Regions from separate parts of the Mus musculus genome. Here region 2 is linked to region 1. A link is a contact called in ENCODE Hi-C data. All regions are on one chromosome and are shown on one strand. Each heading gives the region's core, a stretch centred on a gene start or an enhancer-like site at or near the end of the contact. The rest is flanking DNA. Distances are from core to core; before and after follow the strand shown.

The links. Hi-C counts contacts between places; a loop is a spot of excess contacts on that map.
Region 2: a loop to region 1 is called in a map of regulatory T cell, with 9 times the contacts of the local background. The contact joins the promoter of Man2a1 here to the promoter of Tnfsf14 in region 1. A Hi-C loop is called at or near these places in 2 of 37 maps with a recorded cell type or tissue (T-helper 1 cell and regulatory T cell).

What each region holds. Positions count from the first base shown.
Region 1 is chr17:57,191,089-57,195,644 of GRCm38, reverse strand. Tnfsf14 (tumor necrosis factor (ligand) superfamily, member 14) reads left to right here and starts at 1,464. Exons shown (of 4, transcript NM_019418.3): 1 at 1,464-1,788; 2 at 2,706-2,742; 3 at 3,045-3,086. The coding sequence starts at 1,576.
Region 2 is chr17:64,599,348-64,604,588 of GRCm38, reverse strand. It overlaps Man2a1 (mannosidase 2, alpha 1), which reads right to left and starts at 2,940. Exons shown (of 22, transcript NM_008549.2): 1 at 2,719-2,940. The coding sequence starts at 2,853.

The sequences.
Region 1 (4,556 bases), core at 215-2,714:
CTCTTCCAAAATGAATGTAGCTTGTGTCAAATTGACACTGGCCAGCACAGACCATGAGAGACTAGAGAACGCTTCCAGGCAGATCCTCTATGGAGTATCAGATACTCCGGGCTGCTGAGTAATTTGCACAGTTCCAGGAATGGACCTGAGTTGGGCAACAGCAAAGAGATGAAGAAACGACAAACACAGACATCCAGGAATCCTGGGGTCATGTGATCTGGGCCTTCTGCACACGAGTTCTCTTAGCACGTTATTATATAGAGTCGAGTGGAGAAGTGGGGTTATTGCCTACCACTGAAAAAGGCAACTTATTACATACAGTTAAGCAAGGAGGCAGGGTTTATATGCACAATGGGATGGGGAAGGCAGGTTGAGTTAGTCTCCATAAGAACTGTCCCTGGAAGGGAGCTATGTTCATGCGTCAGCACTCAAGGGGGAGGATGGTGAACACATTCTACACACACTGGCGACATGCACATCCATGCGTGGACCAGAAGAGAAGGCTATGTTTCCCTCTGGGTCTGAGGCTCTGGAGTTGTTGACAAGCTCATGTCAACAGCACACATCCCTTCAGCACCTCACAGACCTGGGCTTCCTCTGAAGGGCTCTGTTGCTGAGGCAGGTGGATGGGTGGGTCCTGCAGGGGGACAGGAGTCTCAGCAGTACTTCCCCTGGAACCCTGGTTAGAGAAGCCATGAATCAGCAGCGTGGCAGAGCACTGGGGTTCTGTGGTCACAGCATTGCCAGCCCTGTGTCAAGACAAACACTACAGCATGGGGGCCATTGACATTGAGAAGGGGCGCTGGTGAGTCTTCTAACTGAACCCCCAAGTCCTCAGTATCTGGGAGGGTGTCTGATGGGGGTAAGGTCCAAGCTGAAGATTTGGGGACAAGGTGGTATCTGAAAATCTACCCCAGCACCGTCTCCAGTGGACACACATATGAACACATCTGAGGTTCATGTGTGCATGTGCTAATAGATGATAGACACTGTAGTGTGTGTGTGTGTGTGTGTCCATATATGGACCTGCACACACATCAGGAAATGCCTGTGTGCTTGTTCCAGCACTTGCAGACACATATCAGAACATCTACACCTGTGTGCACACATCCACGAACCGTGCATCTGTACAAGCACCTGCACCCATATGCACAGACTAAAGCAAACACAGAGGCCTCTGCTTGTCAGCGCGTGCAAATGCAGGTGCGGTGCAAGATGCTTGCATGGAACCCACAGAAGCTCCTCTGAGGGAAACAAAAGCCACCAAGTACATCGGAGCAGGGGCTGCCCCATCCATCCCACCTGAGTCACATTTTCTGGAAAGTGTGAGCTATGGTGGCCTCAGTGAGAGTGATCGACCGGGGGCTGGGCCTTCTGGGGGCACAGGAAGAAGAGGAGGTACGTGAGGAAAGGGGAGGCACCAGACTTCAGCTTTAAAGTGAGTCCTAGGGGTGACAGGAACCTTTTGCAGTTTGCACAGCCCGAGCGTGTTGGGCAATTGTGGTTTCCTCCGGAGAGGAGGAACTCAGGCTTGCCAACCCTTTCCCTGGGCTTCGGAGCCTCAGCTGCTCTGGCATGGAGAGTGTGGTACAGCCTTCAGTGTTTGTGGTGGATGGACAGACGGACATCCCATTCAGGCGGCTGGAACAGAACCACCGGAGACGGCGCTGTGGCACTGTCCAGGTCAGCCTGGCCCTGGTGCTGCTGCTAGGTGCTGGGCTGGCCACTCAGGGCTGGTTTCTCCTGAGACTGCATCAACGTCTTGGAGACATAGTAGCTCATCTGCCAGTAAGTGGGGCTTGGGGAACCAGCGAGTCTTCTCCAGTACCTGTCCCTTTATGGTTGTGTATTGTGTGCTAGAACCCAGGGCTTCGGTTAGCCTGTCTCTCTGACCCTCAGTCTTCTCATCTTTACATGAGGATCTGATACACGTGCAGTGCCCGGCAGTTTCCTTGGGATTCACCTACTCGGTTGTTGTTTCCAGCCCAAACCTTTGTCCACCACTGGCTTCATGGTCACCCTGCTTCACTCGCAGCTCTCTCATGTGCTTGCTCACTGTTCCTTTCAGACAAGCCATGGGTGTGTCACAGTATGCTCCCGAGTCTTTGCCTATATTTTCTTTTTAAGTTTTTTTTTTTAATTACATTTACTTATTTAGTGTGTAGACATGAAAAAGTATGCATGTGCCGCAGCATGTATGTGGAACACCTCTATGGAATCACTTCTCTGTGCCTTCCTTTGTGGAGGGTCCTAGGGACTGAACTCAGGTAGCCAGGCTTGGCAGCAAGCACTTTTACCGCCTGAGCCCTCTCACCGGCCCTCAACTATCCAAAAACCTCGAAAACAGTTCCGAAACAATTCTAGTCTCAAGCATTTCAGACACTCGACTTGACTAGTTAATTCCTCATCCCAGCACTTGGGCAGGGGAGGCAGAAGACTGAGGGAGTTCAAGGTCATCCTAGGCTATTTAGCAAGTCTGAGGCCAGACTGGGCTACATGAGAGCCTATCTTGGAAATACAACAGATCTAATTAGGTGTGTGCCCCTCCCCCTGCATCTGTGTGTATGTATGTGATATGTGCATGTGTGGCTCTGCATACATGTCCATGGGTGGTGTCTGTGGCCATGGCCAGACAGTCTCATCACCACATACCAGTGAGACTCGGAGCGGCATGTCCTTACCAAACATCCCTGTCTGCATTTCAGGATGGAGGCAAAGGCTCCTGGGAGAAGCTGATACAAGGTGAGTTTGGGCCCCAGTCCCTTTGAAGCAGGTGGAATGGTTTCCGCTCAGCACCTCCCCACACCAACTCTGGGTCATCACCCAGTGTCACATTGTAGGCCTCGCAGGTGCCCCTCCCCCAGGGCCAGAGAAGCAGAAATCTGGGTCCAAAAGGGACAGAGCCTGACACAGGTAGCCTCAATTGATGTGTGAGAAACTTCGGGTACACACACACTGAGACATGCGTGCACACACACACATACACACACACACACACACACACAATCCTCTTTTTGTCTCTAACCTTTGACTCTCTTCCTCAGATCAACGATCTCACCAGGCCAACCCAGCAGCACATCTTACAGGTGAGAGGGACCCCAGATCTTCACACGGAATGGGGTTTAGCATGTCCTGGGAGACTCAGATCTTTATAAGTTAGAGCACTCGTTTATGCATTCATTTAGTGTGTCTTTAAATTTTTTTTGACATTTACTTCTTTTTATTCATTTATTATTGCACATGTGCATGCCATAGTGTAGAGGTCAGAAAACTCTCAGGGGAACGATTCTTTCCTTCCACCTTTTGGCCTCCGTGTACTGATCTCAGCCATCAGGCTTGGCTCTAAGTACCTTTACTCTCTGCGCCATCTTGCCGGTCACTTTTTTTTTTCTCAGTGTTTACTAAAAAACAGCCCAGAGAAGAGCCACAGGGAGCCATGTAAAGTCAACTCTTCACCCTGCTAGTCATGGGGACACATCCCAAGGTCCTTGGAGGCCTCAGAAGATGTTGGGACTCAGACCTACCACAGTTTATATTTGTTTGTTTGTTTGGTTGGTTGGTTGGTTGGTTGGTTGGTTGGTTGATTGGTTGGTTGGTTTTGGTTTTGGAGACAGGGTCTCTCTGTGTAGCTTGGGCTGCCTGGGTAGACCTGCCTCTGTCCTGAGTACTGGAATTAACAGGAATTAACGACGTGGGCCACTACACCCAGCTGTATATACTGGTTTTTCTTTTGGCATAGACAGTTTAATTTATAATTTAACAAGTAAGAAACTAACAAGAATACACATAAAGTATGCTGTAATTAAAAACTATTTTTGAAACATGATGTGGGAGATAGGGAGGTGGCTCCATGTGCAAATTGCTAGCCACTTTTGACTCAACATCTGAGCCAAAAGCCAAACACACACTCCCGTGACAGTTACAGAGGCAGATTCAGACAGACACACACTCCTGTGACAGTCATGGAGACAGAGACAGGCAGAGAGGTCCCTAGGACCTGCTGTCCAGCAGCCTTGACAAACAGGGGACTTCCAGGGTCAATAAGAGACTCTGCCTCAAAACTAAGGTGGACAGAGGTTGAAACTGAGGAAGTTGCCTGGTTTTGACTTCTGGGCACACACACACACACACACACACATATATATAACACATACATCACACACATATACACAAACATACAGTCACACACACTTTTTGAGATAGAGTCTCATGTAGCCTAAACTGGCCTTGAACTCTTGATCCTCCAGACTCGACGTCCCAAGATCTGGATGTCACCACTACACCTGATTTATTTGGTACTGGGGCTGGAATGTACAGCCTTCGGCATGCTGGGCGAGTGTTCCACCTCCTAAATCCTAACCCCATTTAAAAAAAATTTTTTTGACATTTCACTAGGAAGCTTCAATACCTTGTGCCTCAGTTTCCTCTTTGGTATTCAAGTGACTTTGCTCCTCAGTGCTTCAGTGTCTACCCTTGCAGAAGGAGATGGGAATGAACGGAGTTAAGACACAACCACCAAATTACTTTGCTTGCTTTCCTGTATCTCAGTTTCTTCC
Region 2 (5,241 bases), core at 1,691-4,190, 7.4 Mb before region 1:
TGCTGCCTTGGCCATAAGGAATTCTTAAAGTAACACTCAAGAGAAAGCCCTCTAAGGGTTCTTCTTAGGCAGGCCAAATTTGGAGGGAGGGGGGCAGGGGGAGGGCATGAGGGGCAGGGGGCGGGGCATGGATGAGGCGGTGCCTACCCTTGCCCCAGGACTGAACAGGTGGCAGGAAATAAGAGTTGCTAAAGAAGGTAAATGAACAAAAGTCCAAAGAACAACAAAAAACAGATTGCTCTCACCCGGGGATGGCCTAAAACTACAGTTTGCAAACCAAATGGACCGCATACCTAACTGAAGTTTCCACATCAAGAGAGAGAAACTAGAATGGACAAGATAACCTTTCTGGTTGAGTGGATACAGGTCACCAAGCAACCTCAGCATACACTGACCAAATTAGCTCTACTGAAACTCAAGAATCGCACCAAAACCTGTTCAAGAAACGGAGGGCAACATAGTTTTACAATGCTGGGGATTGTTGTGAAATTAAGGTTAACATACAGTGCAGACATAGAAATAAAATGAAAGAATGTGCACGTTTGGATGCTCTGCTTCCTAATGGTTTGCATCGTAATAATGTTTGGCTGTAAAAGTAAATTAGAAGACTCTCTGGGAAAGCGTAAATCTGAAGCCCTGAAAAGGACCACATTCATTCTGTCTTCATACTAGAGCTTACTTTTCCGGGGGTGGGGGGGTGGGGGGTGGATCATAAGCTAAGTCACCACCAGCAAGTCTATTTCTGTTCTACACAATTCCGACAACAGGCAGGCTGGAGCCCAGTTCTAGCAAGACAGCTTTGTGACTCTGAGACTATACTCTGAGAGCTGCCTGTTCAAGTCCCAGACTTTGCCTAAGCGACCTTGGGCTCAGGAAGCTCCCAAGCCTCAGTTTCCCACCAACTGAGCAGTAGCTGGGGAGATAGGTTCATCACATGAAGTTAATGGTCAAACACGTGAGACTTACGAAGAGGGCTTATGGAGTTTAGCTACTGGGAGATTCAGTGGCCCACCTATTCTAAACCTTCTCTCTACAATGAAGTCCAGATAAAGCACAGAGGATGCCACTCCCAAGCCCCCCCCACCTCTCTCTCTCTCTCTCTCTCTCTCTCTCTCTCTCTCTCTCTCTCTCTCGGAACAGACAACGCACCACTTCCTAAGGTCACCACCACCGCTCTGCCAAATGCTGTACACTCTAGGCAAACCCTCAACTTCTCAGTGAGCTGGGGGTTCATACGAAAATGGGAGAACCAACTGCCTGAGATGTCTCAGTAACAGAATGAGTCACTCGCTGCTTTAGAAACAGAGGGAAATGTCAAGGTTGCCAGAGAACCCCATGCAGATGTTCGCATAAATCATGTTCAAGCGATCACCCAGCCAAAGCTAGAGGACACTATTAAGACGTCACTGGGCAAGAGGAGTTCCATTTATATATTTCGTGCAAAGAGAAAACTCTGAAAATGGGGTTGGGGGGAGAAAGGTACATTTAACTCCAAAATTAGAGAGCATGTGGGACAAAGCTCAGATCTCCCGGGCCCTGGCTGCCAGTTTACTCCAGCCTTTGCACAAGGCCGGTGCAAACTCCCAAGTTCAAAATTTAAAGGCAGCAGAGAGCATGTGTTATATATTTTCTCTCTGTGCTCTATAGGGGAAGCAGAAGCTGTAAACATTTGGAAACATCTGTCTGTGGCCAGCTTTTTATTTCCACACTTCTAAAAGAAAAAAATACTTCTAGTGCTGTGTACTAATGACAGAATCCGCAAGTCCTCGTTCCGATTTCATTAAATTCCCACCAAGCCATTGACCCTGGCATATCAGAAGAAATGGCAAGGGCTATTTCCAGTCATTTAAACTGTCATATTAAAAGAAAAAAAAAGGCAAAACATCAGCCTTATTCGGGTAGGTTGTAGATTGCTCTGGTCAACTAGTTGTTAGCTTGTCAACACTTGGATTCTTCGGATTTCTCCACACATCTGCTTCTACTAAAATGTATGTGTGTCAACAGAGAAAAGCCGTAAAGGCCACTCTCAATTGCTACGTGGTCACCTCCCACACAGAACCTATTGCATCCATTTCTTGTTATTTGCTAGTAACTTTTCCTGAAAGACTTCGGGTGGGTCGTTTGTTCAACTCCTCTGCCAGCTGGACCACCCCGCAGAGAACTGAGCGCCGCACAGCTTCCAGTGAGAGAATAACAGGCGCTTCCCCACTCTGCTCCAAACCAACCCGAGGTAACAGCTGAAGCATGACGACACTAAAATCAACCCTACTATCCATATCTCAAAGGGCTGCAACAGGAAATAAACTTTTTTATCTCTTAAGAGACAGTGAAAGGGAAAGGGGTCAGAAACAGAAATCTGCCTAGGTGGGCTGTGTTTAATCAATTTCCGCGCCTCGGTGCGTTCAGGGATCTGGGCGGCCTCTGGCAGCTTTAACCCTGAGCTAGCTTAGGGGCGACACTCACACCGGTTCCCCACCAGCAGGTGGCCGAGCCCACTTCCACAGGCCCGGGTGCAAATGTGGGAATATGTCCTCTTTTGCCCGGTGCCAAGGCTGCCACCGCATGACGCCCAGCACTTTGCAAACTCAGCGGTCCGAAACCTCAGCAAGCCGGATGAGGCTCTGCCGGTCGTCGGGTGCGGCCTCACCCTGCCCCGGTGCCGAGAAGTGCGAGCCCCGGGACCAGCCCTCCAGCTTGCGCCCGCCACCAGGTGCTTACCTGCGGAAAGGAGCCCTCCTGGCGCGGGCCCCGAGGGTAGTCCAAGTGACCCCTGTCCAGCATCAGGTAGAGTGAGAAGATTACGACGCAGAAGATCGCGCTGCCAAACACGGTGAACTGGCGACTTAACTTCATTTTCCTCGATGGACTCGGGGCCAGGACGCGGTCCTCACCCGAAGGAGGCAGAAGACTGAGGACTCCAGCCGGCGATCGCCGAGGGCTCCCTGCTCCCGGCCGCACACCCTTCGCGCGCTACGGCGCGGGTCCCGGCTGCGCTCCGCACCTCGTCTCCGGAGCCACCACGCGCCCTCGGCCTACGCCCTGGCCCGCTGCCCTCCCCAAGGCCGGCCGTCCCTGCAAGGCAGACTCCTGGAGAGCAAGGCAAAGGTCCCCACAAACTTGCTTTCCTGCAGGATAGCGCTACCCGGTAGGGCGGTCGGAGCAGTCAGAGGAGAGGTCTCTGCCCGACTTCCTGCCACGGGCCGGCACGACTGAGTCGGCAGGAAAAGTTTTCTCGACAAGGGCAGGCGTGTCCTCCGCGCCCAGAGAACGCGCGGGTTCCGCGGCTCCGGGGCCGAGTGTGCGGCGCTGGGAGCAAGGAGCGCGCGGAAGAAGGAACTGGACCTGGAGGCGCCGTGCCCCACAACTTAGCGCCGGGACACCCAGGCCCACCCCCGCCACACCGCCCCCGCGTGCCCGCCGAAGAACCCCTTCCTGCCGCGGCTACTGCGGGGGCCCGACCCGGGTGCACCCTGTGCGCCGGAGCGCTGCAATCCAGGACTTTCCTCGGCGTGTGCGTCCGATCCCCGGCCTCTCCCGGCCCCCGCCGCCCCTACCTTCCCCCTCGCGGGCCCGGGCTGCACGCGGAGGGCGCAGGGGGCGGGCAGCGCCGGGAGGAGGCAAGCCGAGGGAGGAGGAGAGGACCGTCCCCGGAGAGGAGCCCGCTCCAGCTGCAGCCGTGGAGCACCCCCTCCTTCCCGCCCCGAGAACGCGGAGATGGCGGCGGCAGCCGCGAAAGGAAGAGCCGGTTCCCCAGCGCCACTCGGCGCTCCTGTACCGCCCGCCACGAGCCGGAGGAGACGGCGGCGGCGGCAGCGGCGGCGGCGCAGCGGCCGTTGGGTCAATAGGCGCCCGCAGCCCTGGAGCTGGGCAGCCGGCTGGCCCCGCCCCCTCCCGACGCGCCGGGATGAGGGGGCGGGCCCCCTGGCGCCCAATCACAGCGCGCCGCCCGCCAGGCCCGCCCAGCGCCTGCCTCACTGGGCCCTGACAGTAGGAAGACCTCAAGAGGCTTCAGTGACAAGGGAGGCGGCTTTGCAGGAATTGAGGCCAGCAGAGAGGTGCCTCCAGGGCTCCAGCAGCCTAAGGTCCAGAGCGACAGTGGTTCATTCCCCAGATTCCATCCTCTTGTCGCGTCTTCTATCCTGGAACGCCCAGATCAGCCTGCCTTGGAAGGGTCTGTGCAGGGCTGGAAGGGGAGGTAGACAAGAAATCTGAGGAGCCTAAAAAGGACTCATCTTTTCCTCTTGCTTTTGGCGACATCCTGGTGAAACCAGGGGAAAAGGGAGGCTGACAAAGCCTCTTGTAGGCAGATGTAGACATCTGGCGACAAAATCTAGTAAGAGGGGGATCTAAGAAATGCCTGTACCCACTATTGAATTATGGTCTCAAGCTCCAAATTCGCCCTTTTCCACTACTCTGTGAAAATGAATCTGGGCCTTTTAAGGAGGTTTCTCTTCACCCTTCTGGGACACTGTGTCAGTAGAGGGTGCTGAAGAGACATTACAGGAAATAAAGGAACTTGCTTCCTGGTTCTAGTACATCTGATAAGCAGTTTCTCCTAGCATTCCTGACTTTTTCAAGTACAGAGCTCCCCCCTGGCCAACAGTTCTGTAATGGTGTTGGTCGTGGATACTTTCCTGGCACCCTGTTAACAATGTATAGCAAGTTCGGGAACAGTATCAGAGTGATGCCTGCTCTTCAATTAACCATACTGCTGTCTCCATAAGGTCTGTCTCTTAGCCCTTGACTGGATGGGAAACCCATCTTTTGGGGGCCCTTTATCAGTCCAAGAGGTAACTATAAGCCCTGCTCTCCACAGTTGCTGTCTATAGTCTTTCTGGTTTTCTTCTTGCTAGGAAATTCTTGGTTATTTAACTCCCTATTAAAGTTAAGAATTAGTTTTACTAAGCCCTCCGTGTCCAGGAAGTAGTCCCAAGAGAGACCCATAAAGACGGATTTAAAGGTCAGATCGGTTGACTTTCGCCTCAAGCTCCTTGCCAACGGAAAATAGAATGATAATTTGGGTCATGAAGAGCATCACAGTTAATTAAGCCATCACCTGTGGTTGATTCTGATGACGTGCCAATGGAGCGAGTACATGGGGACTAGGTGACATCAACGAAAGTGACTAAATAACAATGGTGGTGGTAGGCATTGGAGTGCTTGCGAATGCTTATAAGAAAAATGGCAAGTCCCTGTCTATCAGCTATCCTTAAGGTATGAGGATCAAAGCGATTCCTCTTG